2 separate regions of the Mus musculus genome follow, and region 2 is linked to region 1. Evidence: chromatin loops called from intact Hi-C (ENCODE). Cell type or tissue: left cerebral cortex. All regions are shown on one strand. Each heading gives the region's core, and the rest is flanking DNA. Links, peaks and the distances in the headings are about the cores only. Region 1 overlaps Cacna1h (calcium channel, voltage-dependent, T type, alpha 1H subunit). Region 2 holds the start of Metrn (meteorin, glial cell differentiation regulator).

The links. A loop is a pair of places that touch in the nucleus more often than their neighbours do. Peaks named below come from ENCODE experiments on the same cell type or tissue, not always from the same donor. Only the 100,000 strongest peaks of a DNase experiment are listed, where the experiment ranks them.
Region 2: a loop joins it to region 1, with 4 times the contacts of the local background. A loop is called at or near these places in 2 of 42 quality-filtered maps.

Annotation. Positions count from the first base shown.
Region 1 is chr17:25,389,619-25,404,496 of GRCm38, forward strand. Cacna1h (calcium channel, voltage-dependent, T type, alpha 1H subunit) reads right to left here. Exons shown (of 35, transcript NM_021415.4): 3 at 8,116-8,227; 4 at 7,903-8,036; 5 at 7,643-7,740; 6 at 5,720-5,879; 7 at 4,111-4,426; 8 at 3,893-3,985; 9 at 2,203-2,992; 10 at 1,471-1,910. It overlaps Gm33617 (a long non-coding RNA gene), which reads left to right. Exons shown (of 4, transcript XR_385476.4): 4 at 164-461. Among named protein-coding and RNA genes, the nearest start is that of Gm33617, 9.5 kb to the left of the region's middle. In left cerebral cortex, for the core only: a CTCF peak has its summit at 8,397 (motif pointing right); DNase peaks (open chromatin) are centred at 8,418 and 9,079.
Region 2 is chr17:25,793,696-25,808,573 of GRCm38, forward strand. It overlaps Metrn (meteorin, glial cell differentiation regulator), which reads right to left and starts at 3,350. Exons shown (of 4, transcript NM_133719.2): 1 at 3,170-3,350; 2 at 2,546-2,946; 3 at 1,679-1,738; 4 at 876-1,596. The coding sequence starts at 3,267. The coding sequence ends at 1,280. It also overlaps a transcript of Fbxl16 not described here. In left cerebral cortex, for the core only: a CTCF peak has its summit at 7,553 (motif pointing left); DNase peaks (open chromatin) are centred at 7,530 and 9,593; H3K4me3 peaks cover 454 bases; H3K27ac peaks cover 2,457 bases.

The DNA.
Region 1 (14,878 bases), core at 5,982-10,981:
AAAAGAGCTGCCTACCCACCCAGATAGGGAACCTAGGGCTGTCTCGTCTAGATAAGACAGTCGGCTTCTCTGGCTCTTCCACTCAGCCCCCATCCTGACTCTGTAGGAATGACAGCTGCATACAAGAGCTACCAAGTCTCTCAAAAGACCCCTTCCTCTGTAGGTGACTGACACTCTGTGCTGGGGCCTGCCTCATGATGAGCTATGGAGGTGTCTGCACATGAACAGTACCTGCAGTCTCACCCACCCCTTCCTTTGAAGAAGGCCCAGCAGGTCTCTTACCATGAGTGTGCTAACCCTCCTGCACGTGTAGGCGTATGTGCATGTATGTTTGTCTATACCTGTAATATTATGACCTGCATGTGTGAATACACACGCATACCTGTAATGCTGGAGAGGTTTGGGTGTGTGTTCTCTAGCACAATTTGAGCACAAACATGAATGTACGGGTGGTCACCTGATGTGTGCAGACATGCCTGAATCCTCGTACGTGTGTGTGCTCACATGCACCTGCCCCTCAACCGTTCATGAGGCAATTTTCATGCCCATAGGTGAATTGTGTGCACAGCACGAATGCATGTGCACTGACCTCCATGTACACAGGGAGGCTTTGAACATGTGCATGATGTGTGATTCTTCATGCACACATGCAGCTGAATCACGCAAGTATAGAATGCATCCGTGTATGTTAAGTGAGCCAGATGTTTGTAGCATTTTCACACAGGGACACACTTGGTGGGTGGGGGGGGGTCCAGGATGGAGACGACCTATTCTCATCCCGGCATCACCCACCTATGTCTGCCTAAGGCCGCAGTGGGTAAATTTCTTCTGCTTACTATGAGGTAAGAAAAAGGAGAGGAAAGAACCCCAGGAAATCACTCCAGTCCCTAAAAGTGGGTGGAGCTCCAGGGGCTCATGGCCCCGCCCCCAGGAGTGCCTTGGTTCCCCTAGTGTGGAGCTGTGGAAGGAAGAGGACGTGCAGCATCCAGGCAGGTGTGAAGGACCAGCCTATACTGCAGATCCTGTCTAGCCTCAGTTTCCCCAAGGACATGGAAGTTGAGGAAGCACAGAGAGCCCCTCCCCAGGGAGTCTGGGCATAAGCTTGCTCCCTGGAATGAGGCAGCTGCATAGAGGCCCTTGCAGTGCCTCTGGGTCCCCTCACTCTTGCGGGGGGGGGGGTAGTCTTCGGTGATCTTAAGCCACCTGTTCCTCCCACAGCAGGAAAGCTGCCAAAATAGCGTGGTGCTTACCATTCGGCAGTGCCTCAGTCCAAGGAGCCATAATTGCTGACTGATCAGATGGCTCCCTCAGAGATCTCAGGAAGAGGCTAGCAATTCTAGGAAGATACAGGGACCCTGCATTCTGCTTCTAAAGCCAGAGTCGTCATCCTGCAAGCCCGGCCCTGCTTTGCCCTGGGGTTTGGGGGAAATGGATGTGCGCGCGCGCGTACACACACACACACACCCCTACCTGCTCATGATACTCAACACCCATGCTCAGAGTATTGACGAGGATGGCTGCCATGATGCCTCGGTTGAAGTACTTGCTGTCTACAATGCGACGCAGCTTGCTACTAAAGGAAGCCCAGAGGCGGCCTAACCCTCCTGGCTGTGAGGCTGTCCGCAGTGGTGGCCGCCACCGTTCGTTGCCATGGCCCGGCGTGCCCCCTTCATGGGGCTGCTGCACAGGATCTCGGCAATCCCCATGCCGTACGTCCTGTGTAAACTCATAGACTCCATGGGCATCCGAGTCCCCACTCTCTGAGCCACTGAACTCAAACTCGGGGTCCTCCAGGGCGCTGGCACAATATGGGCAGCTCTTCAGCTCACAGGTCAGTGTGCCAGCCTGGGGGCTGGGCAGGGGGCAAGGCACACTCAGGCCTGACAGGTGACTAGAGGCTCGGCCTAGTCCTGTGAGGCAAAGACACAGACAACTATAGCTAGGTTACTGTGGCCCTGAGCCCAGGGCCCTGAGCCTCTGGTCTCCATTTTCCCTCCTGCACAACCCCAATTTTAGCTTCTCCATATAGAAAGGGGCAGTTTTTCAAAGATAAACAGATACAAAGAAATGGCCTGGCAGTTCCTTTTGGGGTCAGGCTGGAGCAATGGGGATGTGGGCCCAGAACACTCAGGACCAAGGACCAAGCCTTGCCTGGGTACCCCCTCCCTGCTCTCTCTGACATGGTGGGGGCTGGATCCTCACCTTGTTCTCCAACCACGTGCTGGATCTTCTCATAGGGGCTGGGGCTCCCCAGGCTCAGAGGGCTGTGTGCTGTGGCCCCTGGGGTGCCAGCACTCCGAAGCCCCTTGGGTCGCGAGCTGGTACTGCCTTTGCTGTTGACTGCTCCTGAAGGTAGGATGGTGGGGTAGTTCATGGTGCCCAAGCCTGAGGCCAGCTTGAGGCTGGCAGCAGTGGCTATGGTGTGCGCCACACGGGCTCTTTCCTGTGGCCCCTCCACGTGGCAGTCAGCATGGTAGATACTGTGCACAGACTCAGAGTCTGGTGGCCCGTGGCCTGGGGATGGTGGCGAGGGTGGCACACAGGCCCTGACCAACCTGGTGTCACCAGCACCTGGCTCTGGGCTAGGCCTGCGTGGGCCACCGTGGCTGAAGTGGTAATGGTGGTGATGGTGGTGGTGGTGGTGGTAGACCAGATGGTGCACAGAAGCTGTGCGCCTGCCTGCGCGCCGTGGCCGCCGCCTGGGGCCTTGGCCATGCAGAGTGCTGCTGGGATCTACCTTCTTACGCCAACGGCTCTGCCAGCGGGCGTAAAGGCGCAGGCTCCGGCGTTTAACCTTTCGGAAGATGTGGCCCACATACTTGAGGAGCTCCTCGTAGCAGCTGCCAGGCTCCGAGAAGCTGGCCAGAGTGCTGTCGTTGGACAGATAGCGGGCCCGCTGTTCACGCATCAGCTGGTTTTCCCTCTGCTTTGTCTCTGAGAACTGTGTGGCTATCACCACCAGGCACAGGTTGATCATGAAGAAGGAGCCCACCTGTGGCAGGGTGTGTGTGACTACACAGCAGCTCCATACCCAGCCTAGCCAAGACCCACTCTGGGGACTGGGGCCTAGCCACAATGCCACAAGCACTAATACTCCAGGAAGTGGCATACAACAGGTACTTTGCAACTGTGTGATAACGGGACGGGGACCCCCCCCCCCTTGGGGTCCTGCATGAGTTCCTGCTCCTTAGGTTTGTCCTCTACTGTAGCCTTCGCACGCAGCCTCTGTGGCCAGTTCTCCCTGGTATAGGCCATTACTGACTCTCCTCTATGCCCCTGCTGTGTGGGCTGTCTGAGGATGTATGCTACCCCTTCCCGGCTGGGTCCCTGCAAGGCAGTTCCTATGCATTCAGGGATCTGGAGCTGTCTGTTGGATGTTGAACTAATATTGTCCTATCTGAGGACCATGGGATATTGAGGGGCAAGAGAAAACCAAACCTGAGACATGGATGTTTGGGGGGTTGTGTGTGGGGGCAATTGGTAATGGGGAGTCATGGGCCAAAGAGGTGTGGGGTGATGGGTGTGTGAGAGACCACCAGAGATTCCTGTTCACTATAGGGGGCTATGCTAGAAGATCACACATTTGCTGTGGGAACATTGTGCTAGAGGGCGAGATACAACGTGGGGTGGAAGCCCGGCTGCTCCAAAGATTTTGGGCCTTTGGTCGAGGGCCTGTATAGGTCTCCTTCCATCCTGTATACTTCCTTCAACCACAGGCTAGGCAGAAAAGCCCCCCTGCCTGCCCACCCACCAAAGCACTTCCCGCAGCCGCGGCTGAGTTTAGGACTCTGGGTCCAGGATGAACGTTGAGGGGGGAGGGGAGGGATATGGCTTCTTCCCCCGCCCCTCATCCGATGCAGGATGCCCACCAGCTGGCCACGCCCACACTCACAATGATGAGGAGGATGAAGTAGATGAAGTTGTAGAACGAGTGGGCATCCATGACGTAGTACATGATGTCCACCCAGCCCTCCAGTGTGATGACCTGGGGGAGGCAGGCAGCTGGACATGGACCCACATTCTCCAGCTCCCAAGGACCCCAGTATGGGTGCCTGTCTCAGGGTCCACCATCCCACACCCCAGGCATCCCCAGGCTATCCTAGAGCATACCTGGAAGATGGCGATCCAAGCATAGCCAATGTTGTCAAAGTTGATGGCACCATTGTGAGGGTTGAATTCCCCCGAGCGGCACACGTTGTAGTACTGGTTCCAGTTGATGCAGGCATTTCGGCCGGCACCCCCATCCTCAGCCTGTGGCTGCCCGTAGGCCTCCCAGCCGAGCGTGCACTGCACGCGAAGCTCACGGCGGCTGGGGATGTGTGAGCATTTCTGCATGCCGTTGTCGCGGCGTGAGGAGCAGATGAATGGGTTCTCCTCGCCCTCCTCTGTCTGGTAGTATGGCCGCAAGAAGGTCAGGTTGTTGTTCCTGGGTTGCAGAAGGCCAGGGCATCACTAGGGGTTCCTGGGCCAAACACCACTCTCCCCATCTACACAACCAGTCTCACGCAAGACTGCTGACCTAAAATCCCACATGCCCATCAAGTGACTCCCTCTATTCCTCAGCCAGGCCCTAGACTTGAGTCCCGCAACACGCACACTGGATAGACAATGTGATCCCCAGCTGGGACGTTATCACTGCAGCAGTAACTGACAAGCCATACCTGAAGCATCTCAGGGCCTCTGGACCACCCACCTTCCCATGGTACCCACAGCATCCTGAGTCCTCCTGAGTGGGGCCTGGCAGCATGGCCAAGCAGGGTGTCTCCAACAGCTCCACACTCCCTGAAATCCCCTCATGGATCCCCATCTTCCTCTTTTCCAGTCCCTATACTCCTATCCATGAGCATCTAAGAAGCTCTGAGACCCAAAGACCTAGAAAGCAGAAGACACGTTGGCCTAGCGGCTTAGTGCACAAGTAACTGACTGGAGCTGGAGGGGGCACACAGTCCCCAATTGGGGCCTAGTGGAGAGCAGAGTGCCTCACAGTACCGTGCACGGCTGCGTTCCAGGGACACCCTGGCAGGTCAGCCTTGGGTCTTCTAATGCTGCTGAGTAAGGTCCAGGATGAAGGGGCTGGGCACACCCACATCCCCATGAAGCAAATGCCATGTTGGCACAGGGTGCCTACCCTGTGGAAGCCCTTGAATTAGACAGATGCAAAGGAGCAAGGCCAGAGGGCAGCAGCCACTGGGGATACTGTGCCAGGAACTGGTAGACAGATAAGCACAGCTGCCTCCCTCAAGCAGGACCTCTGAGCCTAACGACACCCAGTATCAAACCCTCACATGCACTCTGAGTAAACTTTTTTGAGAGGAAGAAGTAGCCTCCACCCAGGCCCTCCTACAGCCCACCCCTGAACCACCATGCCCACCTATGTATTCACCTCCACTTGGATCCTGTCTCCACTTGCACCTATGGCCTGTCCTGAGTAGAACTGTGCACCCAGGACCTCACCACAAACTAGGACCCAGGTTCATTGTATTCAAGGACATTCAAGGACAGAGCACCTTGGTGGGGGTGGGGGTGGGGGTGGGGCGCTCACACTAGGTAGGGTAGGAGAACAGTCTTAGAGGGAGGGTCCCTTTGAGAGTGGGGCCTACAGAAGGGAAACAGCATCGCTCCTAGGGTGAAGCCTGAAGGGCAGGGTCAAGAGAGAGCATTTTGGAGTCATGTCTGGCTAGGTGGGCAGAGCCATACACCAGGGGCGGGGCCTGCACACCTGACGAAGGCGCTGTCCAGGAAGCATCGGTTCCGCAGCAGGCCAGCCCAGAGCTGGACCCCAACGATGCCGAAGATGAAGAAGACGAAGAAGCAGAGAAGAAGCACGTTCCCAAGCATGGGCAGTGTGTCCAGCAGCAGTGTGACCAGGATTCGCATGCCTGAGGGGGGCAGGGCCGGTGCTCAGCACAGCTGAGCCCTGACAGGCTCCTAGGGTGCCTCCCCCCTCAAGCCCGCCCCACTGCTCATAAATCCCTATCAAGACCATCTGTGTGCAGAGACCAGGGACAGGTAAGGCCTGATGGATTCCCACAGGGGAGTCAGTCTGCAGCCCCACACGGCCAGGTCAAACCTGTCCCCGCTCCACCTCACCACGCAGCATCTCCAGGGCCCCAGTGGACCTGTCGCAAGGTCAGAGCAGCTTCTGTGGTGGCCCTGGCACACTGGGCTCTGGGGTTCTACTGTGGGGATGGGCTTTCTCATTTCCAATGCCAGAGCAGGCCTGCATCAGGGCCCTATCACAGGGAAGGCATGAACCAGTGCAGTACCTCAAAGCAACTTTGAAGTCCTTTTTCTTGGGTGTATGGATTTGAACAAATCTAGGAAGTGGCCCAAGGGTCCCTGGTCCCTGGCCTCATCACTGGTCTGTCCCTTCTCGGACATCAAAAGAACACAGCTCAAAATCTGCACTGGGCGAGCTGAGGCTGTGGGCAGAGCACTGGGCCACACAATTAGGACAGAGAGAAGCAGGGTTTTGAGAAATCCAGAGGGGTAGCCATGGAATAGGAACCCTCAGGTTACAGGGAGACCAAGCTCTTAGAGGCACCACTAACATTTCAACCACTGAGGAAATGGGGCAGGCAGCAAGCAACTAGGTCACATGATCTAGGGGTCAGAGTGGACCCAAGGTAAATGTTCAGACAGCCCTGAGGGTGCCAGGATTGCTGTATGAGACAGAATTCCAGAGTCACCTGGACATTTAACCCGAACAGCAAACACTTTGGATGGGAGCGGGCTTAGGTTTCATCTCTGCTCCAACAAACAGGTTACCCAGGTGGAGGAGTCACGGGCTCCGCTGGGTAGGCTGAACACACAGGGTGCGAGGTAGAGCCCTCGTAACTATGCTTGCACCTCTTTCACCTAACACCCATTCATGTCCTTGGAAAACAGATTCTGAACTCCAGTGTTTCAAGGGGATCTTGGCGTTCATAAAGGTCTGGTAACTTGCCCAGTGTCACACAGCATTTGAGCCCTATCTCATCTCAGAAGTCAAGGCCAGGCAGGACGATGGAAGGCTGAGTGCTGAGGCTAAAAAGTCCAGATCAGGCAGCTGAAAAGGGGTGTGTGATGCCCAGGTAGATCCAGGAACCATACCCGTTCACGCATGTGCACACGCACCTTGTGCAGCTCCGTGGGAGTCACACCTTCCACCGTCAACCTGAACATCTGAGCTCAGCTACTGAGGAAACACCAAAACTGTCCACAGATGAAGGCAGATGGACAGCATCTGGACAGGCCACGCCTCAAGCACATCCTGCAAGCTTTCCCTCCATGTGTAGTGGGAGCATGCGGTGTGTTCCTCTCCCCCTCGTTCCAGAAGCTCTGAGCTCCGTTCCCTTGTATGGGAGAGGTGGGCAGTGGGCTGCAGAGTACCCCCAAAAGCTCAGACTCTTACATGTACCTCCACTTGCCTGAGGCCCTCACTGGACACTGATATAACTGGGAACCTTCTCAGCCCCCAGGCCCACTCCAGGTGCTATGCAAACGAGGAGGTTCAGAGAGGCTCCTGGCACTAGGCACTGGGCACCCCGTCACATCCCAACTGGGACTACCCTAGAAAGGCCAAGTCTGCTGGTGTCTGGATAAATGGCAGGCCCAGCAGGATAAGGGCGGATCTCTTTTTCAGGGCAGGAGAGGCACTTACTGGGGACCCGGTTGATGGCGCGGAGGGGCCGCAGCACACGCACTGTTCGGATGGCAGAGAGGCTCACGTTGTGTCCGTCCAGAGAGTATTCCATCATGCTGGGGAAGCAGGGATGCTCAGGGAGGGAAGAGCCCAGAGGCCTCTGTCTCCTGTCACCGTCACCCACCGCCCCATGAGGGCCATCAACATATGCACTCTGTCAAACCTGAGCCTCTCTCAGGTCTCAGCCCCGAGCCTGCTCCTGGGATTCCCAAGCATACCCAGCCATGACAATGAAGAAGTCCAGCCTGTTCCAGGTGTCACCCAGGTAGCATTTCTGGCCGAACAGTCCCAAAGCCACCATCTTGATAACCATCTCCACAGCAAAGAAGGCAAAGATGAAGTCATCAAAGGCCTGGAGGAAAGGGGGTCAGGATGAGGGGCGGGGCACACCTGGTGCCCTCCTGCTCCTCCTCACAGTCCTTGATACCTACCTCCAAGATGCTGCAACGTTCTGAACGGCACTCAACATCCTCACAGGGCCGGAACATGCCCAGTGTCACGCAGTTCAGCATGATGACCAGCATGCTAATGTGCTCGAACCACCTGCGGGCTGTGCGTTAAGGGCTGTGCAGCAGACAACCTCACTCTGCCTCCTCCCAGGCGCGCTCCCTGGCACACGGGTGCAGTCAGCTGAGTGGACCCTCTCCCAAGCTTGGGCAGGGTTCAGCCCCAAGTCTACGGTTCAGGCAATATCACCACAATATGACCACCAGGTGGCGCCATGGCACCATGCTGGCCCCTCTGGCTCTCCAGAGTCTCAAGTTCTCCCTGGAAGGAGAGTCACTGCCCCCTGACCCTGCTTCATTCTGAGATGGCCCTGGAAATACTGCAATGAGCCAGCAGTGTCACATATGGGGCCCAGGTAAGGACATCAAACATACTGGAGCCTGGTAGCCTAAGTGAGGGTCAAACTCTACAGAGAATGAAGGAAAGTATAACTGGAGGGACATGGGAGCTTAAGAACATGTGGTAGGGAGAGAAGGAATCTCCTGAAGGTGACCTTGAACAGGTCACACACCTCTGAGTCTGCCACGAGAACAGTAGCACAGAGCCCTGCCCCCTCCCCATAACGTGCCAACCCCTAAACAGCAGCACTGTCAGCTCGGTGCGTGGACACAGGACATAGGCTGGTATTGGTGTGGTCTGTGGCCCCCATCCACGGAGGTACCTGGGAGCAGGAGACGGAGGGGAGGGAGGGCTAGCCCATTTTCTGACACCCTTCTTGCAGTCCTGACTCTTGACCCCTTTTGTCCACGGAGCTGGGCCCCTTAGCCCACACAGGCGGTGTGCTCGGTGGTGCCAGGCCACCAATGTAATTACACGCTCCTGCTGAGAGCGTCATAATTACACTTAATGGGTTCAGCAGTAACGAGCGCCTCTGCCATAATGGGGCTGCGGAAAACAAAAATCAGCCTCCTGCTAGTGCAGCACTGGCCTGCCTCTGACGGGCAGCACGACTCCCAGGCCGAGAGACTGGAGACTTCTCAGCCCGTCCTTGTCTACACATCCGGTGGAGAGCCTGTGGCCCCAAGCAACTTCTGCACACCCCACACCGGGCAATTCCCGGCTTTGCCAAGCTCATTCCCAGCGCTCTGTGCTATTCTCCATGTGGACAGACAAGAGATGACAAGGGCTTGGTGTTTTAGGGGGTGGCCTTGTTTTAGGGGTTCCAGTGTGCATCCCCATGAGGCTCGGGGGTTAGACTTGAATTTCCAACGTGAGGGGGTGCTGCTTTGGATTAGAGGGGAGCAGGCTCAGAGAGGAAGCACAAAGCCATGGGGGACAGGAGCTCTCTTCTCCACTGGCCCGGGGGGAGGCCACCAGCAGGGCATACGCTCAGACCAGCCGATCATACATGGCTCCCAGGCCACGCCCTTCCTGACTGTCTGCCTTACTACCCTGACCACGAAGCTCTGCCTGCCCTATTTCTGGAAGAGGCTATCAGTGGAAATGGGCTTTTTTAGCTTATCCTGTGTACCCCCACCCACTCAGATGCCCAGGACTGTGGCCTGCCTGCTTCTTGACTTCTTTGCCCATCATTTGATTTCTCTCAGGCTTGGGACACAGACACCCACTTACAGACTCTCCAGTAAAGACTGAGATGGGCCATGCTCTCCTGAAGCTGGCTTGCCTGGACTGTCTCTAGAACCCTTAGTCAACGTACCCAGGAATCCCAGGCCCCAGCTGTTACCTTCACATACAGCTACCGCCGAGACTGATACCAAGGTTGGAGTGCCCTCCCTGAGTGATTGCTGCTTTGAGACAAGAGGCAGCCAAGGGCTCTGGGTTAGAGGGAAACAGGGCAAACTTGCAGGAGGCCTGGCAGGACCCCCCGCCCCCCAACCTAGTAGGGAAACAGATCATGTCCAGGGCCCAGGGCTGGTCTCTTCCAGGCACAGACCAGAGATCTACCTAAGTGGGGAGTTTCAGCTTCCTACAACAGCAAGGACATACCTCACGTGTCATGCTGCCCCCTGGTCATGTTCTGTGGGCAGCTAAGGACAGGCAGCACCACTGGTCACAACACGTGGAGCCGGGTGACTTCTAGAGGCTTAATTACAACAGATAGATTTTCTGGGTTTAATTAAAATTCCTGCAGGCTTTCTACAAATTAGAATCAATTTCCATGGGGGTTAGAGGAAACCAAACAGATATGTGGGCAGGAGTTGGTGCTGGTACAGCCCAGGGCCTGAACCCAGCCAAGTGGACTAATCTGATCTCTCCTTGTGGGAGTCTCTCGCTCAGACAGCACAGACCCACCTAGCTCTGAGGCTTAGCAAGCAGCAAAGGTCTGAGAAGCAAGACAAGTGGCTGAACAAGGGGTCCCAGAAGACCCCCTGAATGGCAGAGGGCCCTGTGGCTAGAGATTATCAAACATAACAGCTATCAGCTACCCTTGTTGGGGCCCCACTCCAAACTCCAAGCATCCCATGGTCTGCCTGGCCACCTCTCACTTTGGAGGGGCTCAACAGCCTTCCCACTCTACATCACACCACGGGGCCAGAAATCCCAGTCAGCACCCAGCAAAGGGAAGGCCCTGCTGTGGAGATTTCAAAACATTAGGTAAAGAAGTCTTTTCTAGGCTCTCCAGGCTGTCTGCAATGGACATAGCCTTCCCCCGGGAGACACAAGGTTACCCCATGGCAAGGTCCCTTCTCCTTCTTGCCTGTGCAGGAAACCCGCACTGGTCCCATGACCAGTGGACCAGAGTCCACAGAAGGGTCCCTGGGTCACAGATGGATCATCTTCAATGCACCACAAACAAAGTCCCTAAATGTAGCCTTCTGTGAACCTGATCGGAGAGGACACTGGAGGGAAGGCAGTGGCGGCGGTCGCTGTCCGTGGTGCTGAAGCAGTTGTCCCACCTGGAGCCTGCTCAGGGTGGGCATCAGGCTGGGCTTGGGAAGGGATGCAAACTAGGGAGTAGGGTCTCCCATTAGAGCTAAGTGCCTCTTCTTGAAACACATCTTGGGTCTGCCCTTCTTCACTCAAAGGGAACCACGAGGAAGACATACATGCTGAGAAAGGCTGTACTTTGCCATGATCCCTTGTCCTAGCAGAAGTGAGGAAGCTACAGTACGTACCCTGCTGGTTGGGTGGCCACTGTCATTTCTATAAAGTCACTGAGGCCTGTCAGGGAACAGTCTCTTGTTGCTTGTTTGGTTAACTTAACAAGCTGCTGGCTCCCATGGGTGACAGTTCTAGCTGGGTCTCCAGATGAAATACAATCTCTTACTGGGGAGCTACATGATACAGGATGGTATGGCCCAATGGGATCCAGCACCCTCAGACCCCAGGATTTATTAACACCCAGCTTGACACAGCCCCCATGTTGGCTTACAGTCCCTGGGATTCTCCTCACCCAACCCTAGTGACTCAGATCTGGACTAGAGTCAGGGGGCATGATCTGCCCTGAATCTACTATGACTGCCCTTCTTCAGGTCTCAGTTTCTCCATCTGTCACAGCACTTGATTTACACAGATCCTTCCGGTACAGCAAGAAGCAAGGCCTTAAGTCCCCCTGATGTGCTCAGTTCTTGGGCAGGGTTTCTGAGTTATCACCCACCACGTGTCTGTCACGTGGGGGGACGAGGAAAGGGTGCCACCAGAAAAGCAGGGCAGCGGGAGTTGTGAGTTTTGCAGTCCCTAACCCAGTGAGACGGCCAAGGTCCCAAGAGCCCCACACTCTCATACCAATAGGTAGTGTGGCCATGCTTAGCTGGGGTGAGGGTCAGGAGTCTTCAGGTGTGGCTGCTGCTTGGCCTCCGTTGTCAGAGTGGGCCCCAAGCAAGACAAGGATTCCAACAAGGCCTCCCTGCTAGGTGGTACATGAGATCAGAGGATTAGCTTTTGAGCTGCTCCAGCCCCGCCTACCAGCCCTCAGAGCAATCTGCACAGCCAGCTAAGCTCCATTAGGCCAGATCCAGAACAGCTTGGTTTGCGTGCGAAAGGCTGGGCAGGAGGGACAGAAGGCTGGAGGGCCACTATAGGAAAAGAGGTCAGACAGACAGCCCCCACACTCTGCCTTGGGGGTTCTAGGCTTCCCTCTGCAGGGACCCTTGTTTTACAGTGCCCCCCCCTTGTCCTTGGGATCTGGGCTGTCCTCTCTGTCACTCTGCAGTGTTGAGGCTCACAGACCACCCTCCCTGCAGCCTCTGCTGCCACCGAGTTCTCAGGGGCACTCAACCTTACTTTTCAATTTGTTCAAAAAAAAAGGGACATGTTTATTCATGGTAAAGGAGTGTCCTCAGTAGGTCAGCCCTGCCTGGTGAGGAGGTGAGTCTGTCAATGAGTCCTCACATGCTCAGTGGAAGCCGTCTGTCTCTACTGACAGAATAGCAGCTTCAGGTCCCGCATCAGATAACCGTCCTGGGCAGGTGGCTGCAGCACTCTGTACTCAGTGGGCAGCGAGACAGGTTCTACCCTAGATGCAGTCGGACTCCCCCAGCATGGTCTTCCTGGCCTGTCTCTCTCTGACAATGGGGTCTGGACGGGCTACTCATCTAGAAGCTATACAACCATGGTGGCCAGGGAGGCCCAAGGGCTTCTGGCCCAAGCGCTAGGGCTCCCCGTGTTGAAAAGAAGCCAAAACAGCAGAGCTTCTAGGTAAGGTGCACGGTTCACCACACACACGCTATGCAGTCTGTGGCCCTGTCGTTAAAAATGCTGCTGCTGTATGAACTAGGACATGAGGGGAGCGGAGAAGGGGTGAGAGCAAGTCACGAAGTCACACAGCCTCATCTATGGAGAACGTCACAATGAGGCCATGAACCCGTCTCTCTAGGATGCACACTCTGCGCATGAACGTAAAGGTAAAGACCAGGTGGCATCGTTCGTCCATGGGCACATGGGGAAGGTACAAGGTGGGACAAAGAGGGGTGAGACTTGGCTTTAGCTCCCTTCACATTGTCACATCTTTTGCTTTTTTTTAGGCAATGCCTCTGCTTGTGAAAGTTCTGTGACTTGAACTAGGAGTACTGGGCTCCCTAAACCAAAGGCTGAGCAACCTCTGGTTGGCAGATAGCAAGGAGCTCTTACCTAGGCCTTTCCAGGAGCCAGGTCATGAATTACCAGGGCAAAGAGATAATAAGAAACAGAGTACAGAGGCACATCTGCCCCGGGCTGCCAGTCCAGTGAACCTGGCCCAGTCTTCCTACTCCAGGGTTGTGTGAGGGGTTACATGCTCCGTGCTTAGTGGCCTCCACCAGGCACAGCCCAGGTGGTTGGCTCATGTGGTCTGGATGTGATTGTATAGGTTGGTCCCTCAGGCACTGCTGTACTAGGTTACCTATGGTGCTCACTCTATGGCACTGGGCATGTCTGGGGCAAGGTGTCTGAAGATTTCAGGATTCTCCAAAGGAAGACAGAAACCATCCAGTAAGAGATGACACACTTCACACCGATGTACCTTTACCTGGCTGAGGTCTCCAGCTCTGAGGTCCCACAACCCTAGCCTTTTCCTTCCTTGTTCTCCTTGGGCTGCCCCTCAAGGCCAGGGACTAGTCTATAGCATGGCTCACTCCTCAAACTCTTAGTTCCCATCCTCAGCCCCAAATAACTGGGCCCCCATAGTGTCATGTCTCACAGTCCATTGTGACCCAGAAACATCCCTCCGAGAGGCCCCAGATCTGTCCTTGCTCCTGCTACGACACCACCCCTCAATCCATCTAAGCTGCCTCTAAAACACGGCAGCAGCTCAACACGCTGCCATGGCTTCCTAGTGCCCTGGCCACATAATCCAAGCCAGAGCTCTGTGTAGCCTAGCCTGGGAAAGCAATACTCAACTCCCATTTTGTCCTGGCTGCTCCAAGGATCCAGTCCCCTGCTACTCCCCACGATGACCTCTCTAGCCTGTAGGGTGGCCCTCTCAGTGTCCCTGTAAGTTATAATGAATGGAGCCTCAGCGAGTGACTGTTAGGAGCCTCTACTGAGGCACAGATTCCTTCATGCAAGCTCAGCAGAGGTGTCTCTGGTGTCTGTTCAAATCAGAAGGCTCTGGGAAGATGCTCGGAAGGGCAGGTAGGTCACCACTAAGTAGAACATGACTCCACTGCAGGGGATAAGGGGTCTCTCCATCCTTACGTGCTCCCTCATGACAGGGTGACCCACACCTTGGATTGGCTCCCTCCAGATGGGCAGGATGGAGCTCTGTGGCTGAGATCAACTGTAACCCTGGAGGGAACCCCAACGCTGGACAAGATATTCTAGCGACTTCACAAGTCAGGGTAGGTGGAGCCTGTTATTCCTTTCCCTGGGGATGCCTGAAATGCACAGGGGGCCTGCAGACACCTGGGTATGGCCATATCCTCCAGTCTGACATTGCTACCCACGACCTACTGCAAACAAAGCCAGCCCCCCAGCCCTCTGGGTCTGCATGCCTTCCTTGTTCCCCAGGAAGAGGTGGTGGAAATCCCAAGCCTTTCTCACAGGTCAGTGCCCAGGGAGCTCTCTGTAGGCATTTGTCCTGGTCTCCCGTCAGGTCTCAGGGGCGGAGCACTCACTCTGCAGGATGTGATGATTGAAGGAGGTTTCTCTTTCTTCCCTGAGGCTGTTGCCATGCCAACAGGCTGATAATAAGGTGAGGAGGAACCTGGAGACCCAATTAGGGCAAAGGCAGAGGGGATCCCCAGCCCAGCTCCATTTCCAAAGGTTTCCATCAGACCTGGCCCAGCTCGGCTACCCATTCCTGCATTG
Region 2 (14,878 bases), core at 5,408-10,407, 400 kb after region 1:
TTGGGGAGAAGAGAAGTAGTAGCAAGGGGCCGATTCAGAGGCAGATATGGAGGGAGAAAATGCAATGGCCTACTCTTCAGGAGTGATCTCGGACTCTCAGTGCCCTTCCCTCTCCAGAAGCAGTCTATGGAAAAGGAGCATGCTCTCTGTCCACCCTCAGATTACACAGATGTGATTTAAGTTATCTGGTTATAAATATCCCAAAGAAGCCATTCCGGGGGCCTATGTAGGGTGTGGCACCACCATTGTCATAGTCTGAGGCAAGGAACCATATGTCTGGTCTCTGCACAGCCTTGTCACTCTCCCAGTCTGAATGAATAGTCTGTTGGGACTGATGATGGGTGAAAGCCTTAGAGGGAGGTCACGCATTTCCAGAACTCCACTCTCACTCCGCACAGCACGGGAGCTGAAGCTGTTTCCCAGGAGCCATGAGGTAGAGGCAGAAGAAATCTGACGGACGTCCTAAGAAAACCAGCGCACACCTCACTCAAGGTCTTTCAAGCCACAGGCTTTGTCTGCTCAGGGTCTCACTAGCCTTTTGCGAAATAATGAGGCCCAGGAGAAAGGCAGGCATAGCAACAATGGGGCCAGTGGCGGGAAACAGTCTTTAGAGACCCCATTGTCCATTTCTCCCGCCGGAAACGAACAAGCAGGATCCTGCAGAGGAGACCCCACACCCTGCAGGCTCTCTGCCATGTCTGGATGCTCAGCACGTCTCAGGGGCCTCCGGACAGAGGGGCCCATTCTTCCCCAAGGGCGGGACCGGGCCAAGGATGACTGTATGGCTCACAAGGACCATGGAAGGGAATGGCGCGGTGCCAGACTAAAGAACCCCTCCCTAAAGGCCTCGTAAGGAGCTGAAAGTGATGTCTGTCTGTTTGCCGCCCCCCCCAGGCCACCTTTAAACAAACAAAAAAACAAACAAAAAAAAAACAATTAGCTCAAGTCTTCCAAACTACGGCACGGTTGCTCTGAACCCCAGCAGCACCCTGGAATTCGAGGAAAACATGAGCTCACTGGTCAGCAGGCTAAGAAGGGTTAGAAGGGCAGCAGACTGGAGAGTAGACAAAGTGAGGCAGGCACAGAGCTGGGTATGCTGCCTGCCACAGAAGACCATGACTACAGTGGCTGGTATGGTCCAGATTACTTAGTATTCTACCAGCTCACTGTGGGTACCAGGATGCCATCCGAGCCACACCCTTCTCACCCACCCTCCCATCACCCTCCCCAACACCCCATCTCCAGAAGAAGGTCCATCCAGGGCTTGCTCCCAGGTCTCTCAGTCCAGTGCCATCTCACATGGGTTGAGATGGGTCGTGAGAGCAGCTGAATAGACACGGCTGAACTCTTGGAAGCGGGGAGCACAGCCCAGCCAAGCTTCGCCAAATCGGCTCCAGCCCATGAAGAGGAAGGAGCCTGGGCCAGGACGCACACCACAGCGCAGCAAGGTACGAATGGAGGCCCGGCCTTGGCCCTCCGAGCTCCCTTCCTTGAACAGTGGCAGTGTCTGGCGGATGACACGAGCAACCACCACAGTGATGACTGATTCTTGCAGCTCTGTGTCATGGGCGACCCCATGGATGGTCCCGTGGATCACTACGAGGAGACATGGTGGCCAGTGGTGGGCACGTGGGAATGTGAGGCAGACCCTAAGCTCTCCCGCAACAGAAACACTCACCAAAATCACTGGTGCATGCAGCCAGGAGGAGCTCGGCATCACTGCAGGGCCTGCAGGCACCTAGCATGCAAGGCAGGTCATCAGCCAGGCCTGTGATCTCTCAGCACGAGCCCACAGCTCCTCCCAAGAGGAAAAGGTACAGGAGCAAGAGACTAAACCCTTCTCCCAGCATCCTATAGCCTGAAGACACCCTGCAGGTACATGCCTACTGATGGGCACCTCAGTGCCTCATACACAGGCTTGGTACCATCTCATAAACTCAGACTAACACTGGGAAACGTTCTGTGACCTCCCAGCTCTAGCTAGGGATATTCTAGTGGACTCCAGTTCGGGGGGGTCTCTAGCTAGGGCAGAACAGTCAGAGAGCCATTCATTCCCTGCAGGGTCAGGCTACAAGTTCCAGAAGAGCAAAGCACTGGGCCTGGTGCCCTGCAGGGAGGCAGGGCAGGCAGTCTCCATGGTGACGAAGAGGCACACTGGACTTTTGTTGGCTGGGCTTGGGGGGAGGGGAAGGAGGTCACCACCAGGCCAGGGAGCCCTGGACAGCCTTGGCCATAGGCTTTGATTCTGCCTCAGCTTAACCCTTCCCCCAATCCTTCAGAAACCAGAGACCCAGGGCTGGCCTCTCGGGCATTTGCCCCCTCCTGCTCTTTTCCTAAACCGAATCTTTTAAGAGGAGGAGGAGAGAAAGGCGGGGGCACTTCCAACTCACCTCCTTACGACCTGGAAGCCACTATGCTCTCCACCGGAGTGGCCTCTGTCAAGCTACAGAAGGACTCTCCATGCAATGGGGTGGCAAGGCCCAGTCCCATCAGGTCAGTGTGGAGGGCCAATTTCTGACACCCAGCCAGTCTCATAATCACTCACCATCCACACCAAGACCTTGAGCCTGGGGAGACATTTCTGCACGTTGGTCCTCGTGCAGTTCAAAACGGAAGGCAGCAACTCTGCGGCTGATGTCGCGGTGTGGTGTGGCCTGCAGGAAAAGGGCTCGGCGCTCGCGGGGACCCCAGCGCATGCAGCGGCCCCCAGCCAGGTCCGGGCCCTCGGCCAGTAGCAACTCTAGATTGCCGGTCATACGTTCAGCGAAGACCTGGGCACCAGCGAAGGGCCGCTCTGGGCGCAGACAGACGATGCTGGGCCGTGTGCCCGGATCGGGGCCGCCCAGGGTCAGGCGCAGCGCCCCAGCTGGGTACAGCCACTCGATAGCGCCCTCAGTACAGTCCAGGGTCAGCTGCCCCACGCTGCCAGGCTCCTGGGTCAAACCGCTGGGGACAGGACGGTGGTTCTCAGGTGGGTGACCCTCGTTCCCTAGCCCGCTCATCCCTTTTCCCGCGGCTACCAACATCTGCTTCTACTCTGTGTAACAGGACATTGAAGTCTGCGTTTCCTCAGTTCCAAGTGGGAGGGAACCCTCCAACCCAAGAAGTAAATAAAATAAAATAAATAAATAAATAAACCCACAACCCTCCCCGCAGTCCCTCCTGGTACCTGCCCCTCCAGCTGCAGCGGTCTTCCGAGTAGCCAGCGTGAGCGGACGCGGCCAGGAGGCCGCAACAGAGCGCGCAAAGAAGCGTGGCTACCAGCATGGTTAGGGGACGCGCCGGGGCCTCGGACTGCTGCCCCGGGAGGGTCGGGGCCGCAGCGCGAGCAGCCCGCGGCGCGGCTGCCCGGCCCGGCGCGTCCCCACAACCGGCGACCCCTCGCCGCTGCCCCCTCTGAGCTCCGGGGCTAGGGGGCGGGGCCTTTGCTCTCGGACCAATCGCCACAAGCCGCAGAACTTTCCTCCAATTGCAGCACCCTCGAGGGGGTGGGGCGGGCTCAAGGCGGGAGCTCGGTCCAAGGCAGGGTTGATGTAGAAAGCGCTCCTGTTTCCCCATTTGGAGATCCCCAATAGGAACGTTTGGTGGGTTGGTGGGGTTCGCTGTCGACTGGAATCTGGAAGGCTGTCCACCCCTTACCTTCAGTGGACCTCGGGGCAGTGGGACTTTGTAAGAGAAGTAGTAGAGTCTGCAGCCAAAATCTGAACACTGGTATCCTGCTGCTGGTACTTAAGGAAAAGAGATTAAAACCCCTGTGTTACTGCATCTCATAAGGGAGGGTACAGAGGGCCTGGAGCATGGAGCTAGGCCAAACCTTCGGTTTGGGGAAAAGAAAGAATACTGGCTAGGTCTGGAAGGAGTAGCGTGGGTAGTGTGGATCTCCTTCTGCCACCATACATTCTCAGACCTAACTACACACTCCTCCAATGTTAAATGGATACTAAGAAAAAAATGAGGCGTTCTAGAGGACCTGCCTAGGGACCCACCTGACTGACAAAGCCTGGTAGTCTGCCGGTGCCAAAGTACAGGCCATTCCTACAGTCAAGATCAACCGAAAGGGAATCAGAAAGATATCCCAGGCAGCCTGAGGATGTAGCTAGGTTATAGAGCACCTACCACACAGGCATACACCCCTGGCTTTGATCTTTAAAATAATGTTAAACTGAGAGTGTAGTGGGTCTTGCCTGTAATCCCAGCGGGCAGGAAGTAAAGGAAGCAGCTCAGATGTTCAAGGGCATCCTTGGCTCCATAGTGAATTCAAGGACAGTGTGGGCTACATGAGAACCTCTTTTTTTTGTTTTGTTTTGTTTGTTGTTCATTTTTAAAAAAATATTTTTATTAGATATTTTCTTTATTTACATTTCAAATGTTATCCCCTTTCCTGGTTTCCCCTCTGAAAATCCCCTATCCCCCCCCCCCCGAGAACCTCTTAAAATAAAATAGAGCCACTGTGAAACCCCCCAATGGGGAAGAGCTTCCTTGGAGCAGCTTGTCCTTTGGATCTGACCGAAGGGAGGGTGGAGGAGATGGAAAATAGAAGAAGAACCTTGGCAGGTCCCCAAGGATCTCTCTCTCTCTCTCTCTCTCTCTCTCTCTCTCTCTCTCCCACCCCCAGGGCTCTGTTTCTGGATCCTCCAGGTTCCGAGTGAAACCCTTCCGGTTGGCCTGGACCTGCGCTCAGAGACAGATGAGATCCAGTGATCCCACTGGCAATCTGGGGAGGAGCTTCAAACACTGACTACTTTCTCCTTGCCTCCCAGGCCCTCTTTGACCAATAAGAAGGCTCAGATGGCTCCTTGCCCCAGTCCAGAGAGTCAAAATGACACAAGGTGAGAGTGACCAGAACTTTCCTGATGAATCAGTAAACACAGTGTGGTGTGACTGTTCTTGGAAGAAACATTACATATGGGCTGGAGAGATGGCTCAGCGATTAAGAGCACTGATTGCTCTTCCAGAGGTCCTGAGTTTAATTCCCAGCAACCACATGGTGGCTCACAACCATCTGTAATAGGATCTGATGCCCTCTTCTGGTGTGTCTGAAGACAGTGACAGTATACTCATATATATGAAATAAATAAATAAGTAAAATAGTAAATAAATAAATAACATTAAATATGACTTTTTTCTCTCAAATAGTATAGAAATGTGGGATGCTATAAAAGCAAGGAATTCAAATTTTTTTTATTTTCTCAGCTTGGTAGACTTTTATGCAAATGTTTTAATCCACCCCCATACCAAACACAAAGGCCCTACTATATTCTTGAATTAAAATGGTTTATCTTTTACCCCTTCGTTTTCTTTGCACAGATTCTCTTAAAACTAACCAAGCTTGGGCTGAGCAAGGTGGCACACAACTTTAATCCCAGCACTCCTGAGGCACAGGCAAGGCAGATCGCTGTGAGTTCGAGGCAAACTAGCTCTACATGGTGAGTTCCAGGACAGCCAGGGATCTTTACACAGAGAAATTCTGTCTCAATACAAACAGACAAACAAACAAACAAACAAACCTAGCCAATCACTAAAGACCGTGAGGTTGAGCCCAGCCAATGGGGAAAAGACACAGTCATCACCTGAGTTAGAATAAAAACCAATCCCTGTCTGAGTTGCCTCTTCCATGCTGTGAGCAGCTCACTCCTTGGTCAGCAGTAAAGGTTTGCCTTCTTGAGACACTTCAGTTAGAGTGGAGGTCTCTTTCTTTGCAACCTCAAATTTATTTCTAACAGAATGAAGCCCGGATGATTCTATCGTAAACCCTTGACGTCCGGGTTTGGATGTTGCTTTGGTCTCATATCATATCTTCTTTCCATGTCCTATCTCTCTCTCTTTTGGAATAGGAGAATGAATTCTGTGCTGTTGTATAGTGGAAGTATGTAACTTATTTTTTACTTTATAGGAGTTCACAGTTAAGAATTTGTCAGGATGGTAGGGAGGAGGTGTTGCCATGGTGTGCAAGGCCCTGAATTCCATTCTCAGCACCCAACAACAATAATAACATCCTTTAAAAGTAGAAAGTGCCTGGCGTGGTGGCACATGCCTTTGATCCCAGCACTTGGGAGGCAGAGGCAGGCAGATTTCTGAGTTTGAGGTCAGCCTGGTCTACAAAGTGAGTTCCAGGACAGCCAGGGCTATACAGAGAAACCCTGCCTTGAAAAAAAACCTAAATAAATAAATAATAAAATAAAATAAAAATTTCTAATAAATAAATAAATAAATAAATAAATAAGAGGCCACCTGAGACGCTGCAGCTATTGAGAGGCAAAGGCAGGTGGATTTCTGTGAGTCTAGGTCAGATTGGTGTCTTTGCAGAGAGTTCCAGACCTTCTGGTTATATGATGAGATCTTGTAATCTATCAGAATAAGTAATATTTGGGGCATAATGACACATACCTTTAATCCCAGCACTTGGAGGCAGAGAAAAGTAGATCTCTGTGAGTTCAAAGCTAGTCTGGGCTACATAGTGAGTTCCAGGACAGCCAGGGCTATTCAGAAACCCTGTTTCAAACAAATAGAATATGTAATAAATAGTGGCGCACACCTTTAATCCCAGCACTCAGGAGGCATAAACAGGAGGATCTCTGAGTCTGGAGCCAGCCTGGTCTACTTAGAGAAGTTCAAGACAGCAGGGATGACATAGAGACCTTGTCTAAGAAAACAAAACAAAAATAAAAAAAAAAAAAAATAAATAACAAAGTCAGATGGGCTGGAAAGATGGCTTATCAGTTGAGAACACGTTACTGCATTTGCAGAGGACCTAAGCTGTGCTCCCAGATCCCACATCAAGAGGATCACAACAGCATGAAACTCCATCTTCAGGGAATTTGATGCCTCTTGTCGCCACAGGCAAATCCACTCTCATGCATGCATGCACGGGCACACACACACACACACACACACACACCTAAAGGTAAAAAAAAAATGTAAAAATTAAATCATAAATACAATATTTTCAGCCAAACAGTGGTGACACACTCCTTTAATCCCAGCACTCAGGAAGCAGAGGCAGGCAGATCTCTGTGAATTTCAGGCCAGCCTGGTCTACAGAGTGAGTTCCAGGACAGCCAGGGCTACACAGAGAAACTCCATCTTGAAAGACAAATAAATAAATAAATAAATAAAATAAAATAAAATAAAATTCAATGGAAAGGCATGGCAAAAATAAAAATGGTAAATTCAGCCGGGCATGGTGGCGCACGCCTTTAATCCCAGCACTCAGGAGGCAGAGGCAGGTAAATTCAAGTAGTTCTCTACCCAACCCCTTTTAAATAAGTGTTTTCAAGTGTGGAGTCCCGGGGGCAGGGGGATTTCTGTGGTTATAATTTTAAAACTTTAAAATCAATCTGGAAACAGAAAGAAAAAAAAAAGAAAAATATGACATGCCTGATGAAATTATAGCAGACACCAAGGCCTGTACCGAGGATACAAGACACCTCGGGCAACCACAGTACAACTATCCAGCCTGAGAAATTGCAGCTACTTTGGTAATTCTTTGGTACTTCCCATTGCAAGCCACTGAGGCAGAAAAGTAGTCTCCAGGCGCCCTCTAATGGTAATATGGGGATGAGCTGGCCAGTCTCAGAGTTGAAGTCGTCCGACCCTAACCTCCAAGGGCAATGGCAGGAGACCTAGCAGTAAGAGGTAACTGCTAGAGGTTACTAAGGGGTAACTTGGTCTGAAAGAAACACTCACCTGACCGGAGTCTCTCTATTAAACTTACTCTTCCCATCTTCATCTTCTAGCACCATAACAATGATTCTGTCACGATGGTAGATTCTAGACAGGTGCCACTTCTCACACTGGTCAGGGAAAGGGACCCTTGACCATCATTAGCTAGCAGAAGTCTGATGCCCATGGGTATAGATCCCAGAAAGCCATGAGTAGCCTCAGGGTCCAACAGAGCTGCTCCTGGTGCTTTTAGATACCCAGAAGGAAAATGAAGGATGAATGAGAGAGCACCCCACATCTCAGAGAACCTTTAGCTGTTTATGCTCAAGCTTGGGGACTTCCTTGAATGTCTCAAGACTTTGTGCCCTTACCTTAATAAATGAGTTGCAACCGGGTGATAGCAGCGCACACCTTTAGTTCCAGCACCCAGGAGGCAGAGGCAGAGGCAGGTGGATCTCTGAGAGTTCAAAGCCAGCCTGGTTTACAGAACTGAGTTCCAGGACAGCCAGGACTACACAGTGAAAGACTGTATCTAAAAACAAGAAGAAAAAAAAAACAAGAAAGAAGTAAAGAAAAGAAGGAAGGAAAGAAGGAAGGAAAGAAGGAAGGAAAGAAGGAAGGAAGGAAGGAAGGAAGGAAGATGTCTCTTTTTATTTGATCATTACTATGATAGATGGATGGATGGATGGAAAGATGAGAGATAGATTAAAGTGTCAGAGTCAGCTAAATGCCTCAAAGACATGCTCACAGGCCAATCTGATGGAGAGAATTCCTCAGTTGAATTCTCCCTTCACACATATATTATGCTAACAACAAAAATTACCCATCATAGGGGTTGTCCGGGCTGGAAATCACACTGAGACCTGTTTTCTGTACTGTCTTCCCCAGGGCCATGTACTGCACTTGTGGATGCAGTGGGGACAACAGAGGCCTTGGTTGTTATGAGTGTCACCACTCAGGCACCCCATCTCCAGCCATACTGTCCCCTGTTACACAGGCCTTTGCAGGTTGAGGACATCAATAATGTATGTGCAGTATGCTGGTCCCTAAGCAGAGTGGAGGGTAAGCAGCCCAAACGTTCAGCAGGAGAGCTGATGGGAGACATGCAGCTGGTTCCCAATGAACAGGCCATCCAATTGGGGCTATTCGGGGAAGAGCTACAAGTGAGGAGAGTTGACAGGGATTAGAAAGCCAATGACTCCAGGACCATGGAGATTTGAACAAACACAACCACAAATATAACCTGAAATCTGACCTACTGACAGAGGGTGAGTTTGGGTTTCTCCTTGATCTTGTGAGAAAGGGGGGACAAGTTTCCCACCTGCCTAGGACTGCCCCCTTCACAGATAGCAGATAACATTTGAAGCCAGGTAGGGGCTAGATACAGGTAACCTGAGAGCGTTCCTGTATCCCTTAGTGAGCCTGTGGCACCAGGACCCTTACAGCCAGGATTAAATGTGTGTCCTGCTGGATGGAGCTGCAAGGTGGAAATAACGATGGGTGGGGGCACCAGGGGACCAGGAAAGTGCATCAATGGTACCTACCCCCTGAGCACTGCCTTCCCTTGCTGTACCCAGCTGGACCTAGGCAGTTTCAGGGTGGTTCAGCCATCAGCCCCTTGAACACAGAGACCTCATCCAGGATACAATCATAGCCGTCAGCTCCCAAGAAGTCTCAGGTTTCCAGCCATTCCCATGGTTTCTGGATACATCTCCCCCCCACCCCATTAGCCTGGCACTTCAGGGGGTTGGGCATTGAGGTTTCTATCTCTGTAGTTTTTCATTTGCTGAGAAGCCCCCCCCCCCAACACAAGCCTAAAATGCAGCTGCTGATTGATTTGAAGCTGAGCTATAAATAGCCACTGGCTCCAGCCAGGGCCAGGGGAAAATATCCCATTGCTAGGAGACGACCGTTGCCGGGAGACCGCCATCACTAGGCGACTCGTGCTGCTGAGGTGTCAGCTGGGCCCTGAGTCATCCTCAGTCTTGACAGGGGGTGGGGCCAGGCCAAAGCAGAGGCCAGCAGAGAACCTCAACGCTCTCACCCTGTCATCAGGGCAGCCAGACTGATGTTCCACCTGCTTCTCTCCTGTGCACTTCAGCCTCTGGCTCTTGGCAGGGACAGGGTGGAGGAAAAGGAAAGGGCGGAGGAGTATAGGGAGACAGGAAGAGGAATGGAAAAGGACAGAGGGTAAGTAAAGAGGGAGAGAGAAGAAAGGAGGGTAGAGAGGATCGGGGGCATAAAGTATCTACCTGAGCTCAGGGTGACTCACTTGAAGGGGTCGCTCCCCACCAATACTGTGCACTCAAGGTATTCCTCCTTATAGCCCAACTACGTTTCCCAGAAGGGGTTCAGTGAGGGGAACGACCTGGGGAAGATGTGACCCAGCTGTGTGTCTCCCCAGCACTCTCCACACTAGAACCCTGAAAGGCCATGCCTGGAACCTCCTGTGGTAAGACTTAGAGACAGTGTAGAGCTATCATCATCACTCTAGGCTTAGGAGTGATCCCATGATGCTCCCTCCTCCCTCTCTATCCGAGCCAAATGTGCCAGCAGCCCTAGTCTTCATCATCCCCATTCTGTGGAGTTGGACCTTAGAAGCCTGGATAGAAGACAGTGTTCTCTGCTCTGACATCAAGGCAAGGGTGAGGAACATAATAATAGCCTTAGATGAGGGGTGTCTTAAGAGAGGGGTGCTTAAGACAAGTAAGACTGACCCGTGAAGAAAGCATCCTGGTTGAACTGGCCCTATATGCTACCCCATATTCTGTGCAGGAGACGAAAGTCCCTGGTCAGGCACTTGGATATTGTCTGACACAGTTCTCTCAGGATGTAAGATGTTCCAAAAGCGTCATCAGGAATGAATGATGCAGGAATCCTCCGTGGAAGGTGTTCCAGAAGCCAGCTTCCCTATCATCATGACCACAGGGGTGTGTGAACCTCCCCTATGCCCCACTGGGTACCCAGGAAACCCCACCCTGGCCCTCTAAGTGTTGTGTCAGCCAACAGCTCATCATAACTGTGCCATCAGAGAGCCAGTAGGCCCAGGCTGAGAAGAGGGGTTCTTGGTGTTTGGGGAAGACATGAAAGTGAAAACTTCTGGGGAGGATATAGAGTCTGAGAGTCAAATAAGTTCATTCAGTGGCAGGTGACAAGAGGCCACACCAGATGAAGTGCCAGGTGAGAGATGTGGTACCCTCCTAGCTGGCATAGAGCCCAAGGAACAAGGGTCTTTAAAAAAAGATTTATTTATTTAATGTATGCGAGTACACTGTAGCTAGCTGTACAGATGGTTGTGAGTCTTCATGTGGTTGTTGGGATTTGAATTTTTAGGACCTCTGCTCACTCTAGTCAACTCGGCTCGTTCCGGCCCAAAGATTTATTTATTATTATACATAAGTACACTGTAGCTGACTTCAGACACACCAGAAGAGGGTGTTAGATTAGGGCATCAGATCTCATTATAAGTGGTTGTGAGCCACCATGTGGTTGCCGGGATTTGAACTCAGGACCTTTGGAAGAGCAGTCAGTGCTCTTACTCAGTGAGCCATCTCGCCAGCCTGGAACAAGGGTCTAACAGACCACAACTGAGGAGATAGCTGCCTGAGAGAGCTGGACCATTAATGCATGCCAACTGAACTCCTGGAATCCCAAGGGGAGCAGAAGAGAGCAGTAAGTTGGAAGTTTCTGATGACATGAAGGAGAGCCTGATCTGAGGAGGATGGCAGAGGTAGAGGGAAGCAGGTTGGTCCTTTGATGAGAGAGGAAAGGCCCCCAGATTAGTGCTCAGTAACTTCCTAAGTGCTCTCAAGAGACAGGGCCACTGTGTGCTGGGCCTTCCTCACACCCACCTTCACACCGGAGTGTGCTCATCCTATCTGCCCCAGCCAAGACACACGCCCAGCTAGTGATCCCCTGTAGCATTTACAACAGGCAGAGGGAAACCAATCAGCACAAGTCAGAATGAAACTTGGCTCAGACCGATTTGACTGTAACCAACGCTGGACCAAAACTTCTAGAGTCTGGTCCACATCATTTTACTTTAGCCATATTTTTTCTTTTTTAAAAAGATGTATTTATTTATTTTATGTATGTGAGTACACTGTCACTGTCTCCAGACACACCAGAAGAGGGCATCAGATCCCATTACAGATGGCTGTAAGCCACAATGTGGTTGCTGGGAATTGAACTCAGGACCTCTGGAAGAGCAGTCAGTGCTCTTAACTGCTGAGCCATCTCTCCTGTCCTACTTTAGACATATTTAAGCACAGCACAATTTTTTGGGAAAAGTATTCAGATAACAATGAACTCGGTTCCAAGTGCACAACAATTTTTTTAAAGATTTATTTATTTATTTTATGTATGTGAGTACATTGTAGTTATCTTCAGACACACCAGAAGAAGGTACCAGATCTCATTACAGAGGGTTGTGAGCCACCGTGTGGTTGCTGGGAATTGAACTCAGGACCTCTGGAAGAGCAGTCAGCGCTCTTACCCACTGAGCCATCTCTCCAACCCCAGGTGCACAACAATTTAAGCCATGCTTGCATTGAGATTCTTTATGATGTACATCTGGCTTCTTTCACAAGAATGGGGACTGTTGGGACTGGAGAGATGGCTCAGTAGTTAAGTCACTGCACTTTCAGGGGTCCTGAGTTCAATTCTCAGCAATGGCATGGTGGCTCACAACCATCTATAAAGGCATCTGATGACCTCTTCTGGTATGTCTGAGGACAGCTACAATGTACTCATATGCAATAAACAAACAAACAAACAAACAAACAAATAAATAAATAAATAAGACTGAGATAAATGTAATGCCAGTGGGTGTCAGGATTGGCCTGGCCCTAAAATATTATAGAAGTCACTTAGGCTGTTGTAAAATACAAGTGACATCACTCATAATGTATTTTGTGGCCTAAATGTAATGGTTTTAAGGGGAAAAGGTCTGAGCTAAGTCAATTCTTGGAGATGAGAACAGACCCTGTCTCATCTGACAGTGAAGGATCACCAGGCTGTAAAACAGCTGGAAAGAGCAGCTTCGCACCTCATTCCACCGAAGGGGTAAGTTGTGTGTTTAACTTTTTCTGGATTCCCCAGTGGTTATTTGTGCGTGCAGAGGCTTTTTGTCCTCTGTAATTGCCCAAGGACCCATGCTACCACCGAAGACCAACTGCAAGGGCAATAAGTAGAGAAGTGGGAAGAGCATAGTCTGGCTACTCACATCTGCCCTAGTCCCTGCCCCATGCTGATCCATCATATCTGATCCATATCCAGGCAAGATAGTGACACTCTAGTTCCAGCCACACCCATGCCTGCCTCAATCCTGGCTATGACAAGCTAGACTCAAGGCCCCTGCTGTAAAAACAGTGACTCACCCTATAAAAGACAGCCAGGGCCTTGGAGAGAGATTGGTCTGCAAAGTGTATGTCTTGCAAGCACTAGGTCCTGAGTTCTGTCCTCAAATTGCATTCAAAAATTAAAAAAAAAGAAAAAAAAAAAGCCGGGCGTGGTGGTGCACGCCTTTAATCCCAGCACTTGGGAGACAGAGGCAGGTAGATTTCTGAGTTCAAGGCCAGGCTGGTCTACAGAGTGAGTTCCAGGACAGCCAGGGATACGCAGAGAAACCCTGTCTCGAAAAAGTTAAGGCTGAATTCTGTGGCCTGTAGCTGTAACCTCAGTATGGGAAGTCGACACAGGTGACCTCTAGGAGCAGTAGCCAGCCAGCCCAGCCTACTCAGTCAGTTCCAAACCAGTGAGAGAATGCACACAAGAGGGAAAAAAAAAAAAAAAAAAAGAAAAAAGAAAGAAAGAGAAAAAGGAAGTGGGGGGGGGGAGTGGGTGATACAGGCTAAGGGGTAGTTCTGTGGGTAAAGTGCCTGCCTGAGGATTAGGGTCCTGGGGACCTGTGGGTCAGGCAGTCCAGTATAAATGTCTCAAAAAAGAAAAGAAAAGAAAAATCAGGATAGCTCTTCAAGCTCTCACCCTTTTTTACTTTACTCTCTAGCCCTTCTTCCATCTCTCTCTTTTTCCCCCTCTCTTTATGTGGCCATGGCCGCTCTCTCTCCCTCTTTCTACCTCCTCTCTTTCTCCCTTCCTTTTAACGATAAAGCTCTAAAACCATTAAAAAAAAGAAAAGAAAAAAAGAAAAGACAAAACAGGGTAAAGAGTGGTAGAAGACAGACTGGCAAGATGGCTCAGTGGTTAAGAGCACTGACTGCTTAACCTGAGCAAAAGGTCCTGAGTTCAAATCCCAGCAATCACCTGGTGGCTCACAACCATCTGTAGTGGGATCTGACGCCCTCTTGTGGTGTGTCTGAAGATAGCCATGGTATACTCACATACATAAAATATATAATTTTTTTAAAGACTGGTAGAAGAGGATTCTAATATCAGTCTCTCTCTCCTCTCTCTCTCTCTCTCTCTCTCTCTCTCTCTCTCTCTCTCTCTCTCTCTCTCTCTTTCTCTCTCTCTCTCTCTCACACACACACACACACACATATACTCACTCACACACACTGCCTAAGAAATACCTGAGACTGCCCTCTAACTTCTATTTGCACCTTCACATATATGATCATACACCACACACACACACACACACACACACACACACACACACACACACACACACACACCAGCTAGGATACAGCTTACTTCCCTTTCTTATTGCCCCTAGGCCTCACATCATTCCCAGGAGACAGACCTCCCATCTCCACAGCAGTTGGTCTCATCTGAGGACATTCCACCCTGAAGCTCCTTCTCTTCCAAGACGCTACTCTGCTGTCCCAACATCTGCTGTTTCTGGTCTCAAGAGAGACCCAGATTGGGGTCCCTTTAGCCTGCTGAGAGGTCTGGCTCTCCAGCAGCCCTTAATGGGTCCTTTTACACAAACCACCCTCCCTGGTCCATACAGGCTGCCACCACCTGACCTCTACTTCATCTCAGAGCGAACCTGTGGAACTCCATAAGGCAGGTCGATTCTCGAACCATTCCTACCAAGTGCTATGGGGACAGAGAGGGCGTCTCAGATCATTTGTGACATTGTCAGAAGTAACCCCTCCCCACTATCACTCCACTGTCTTGTGTTTTCATTGACGCTTGCTTTAGTCACTTGCTTGCAAGTGTGTGACTATGTCACCCAGAACAGGGATTCTTCTGCCTGACTCGCAACAGGATCGGAAGGGATATGAATCCTAGGGGCCATAAGGAGGGT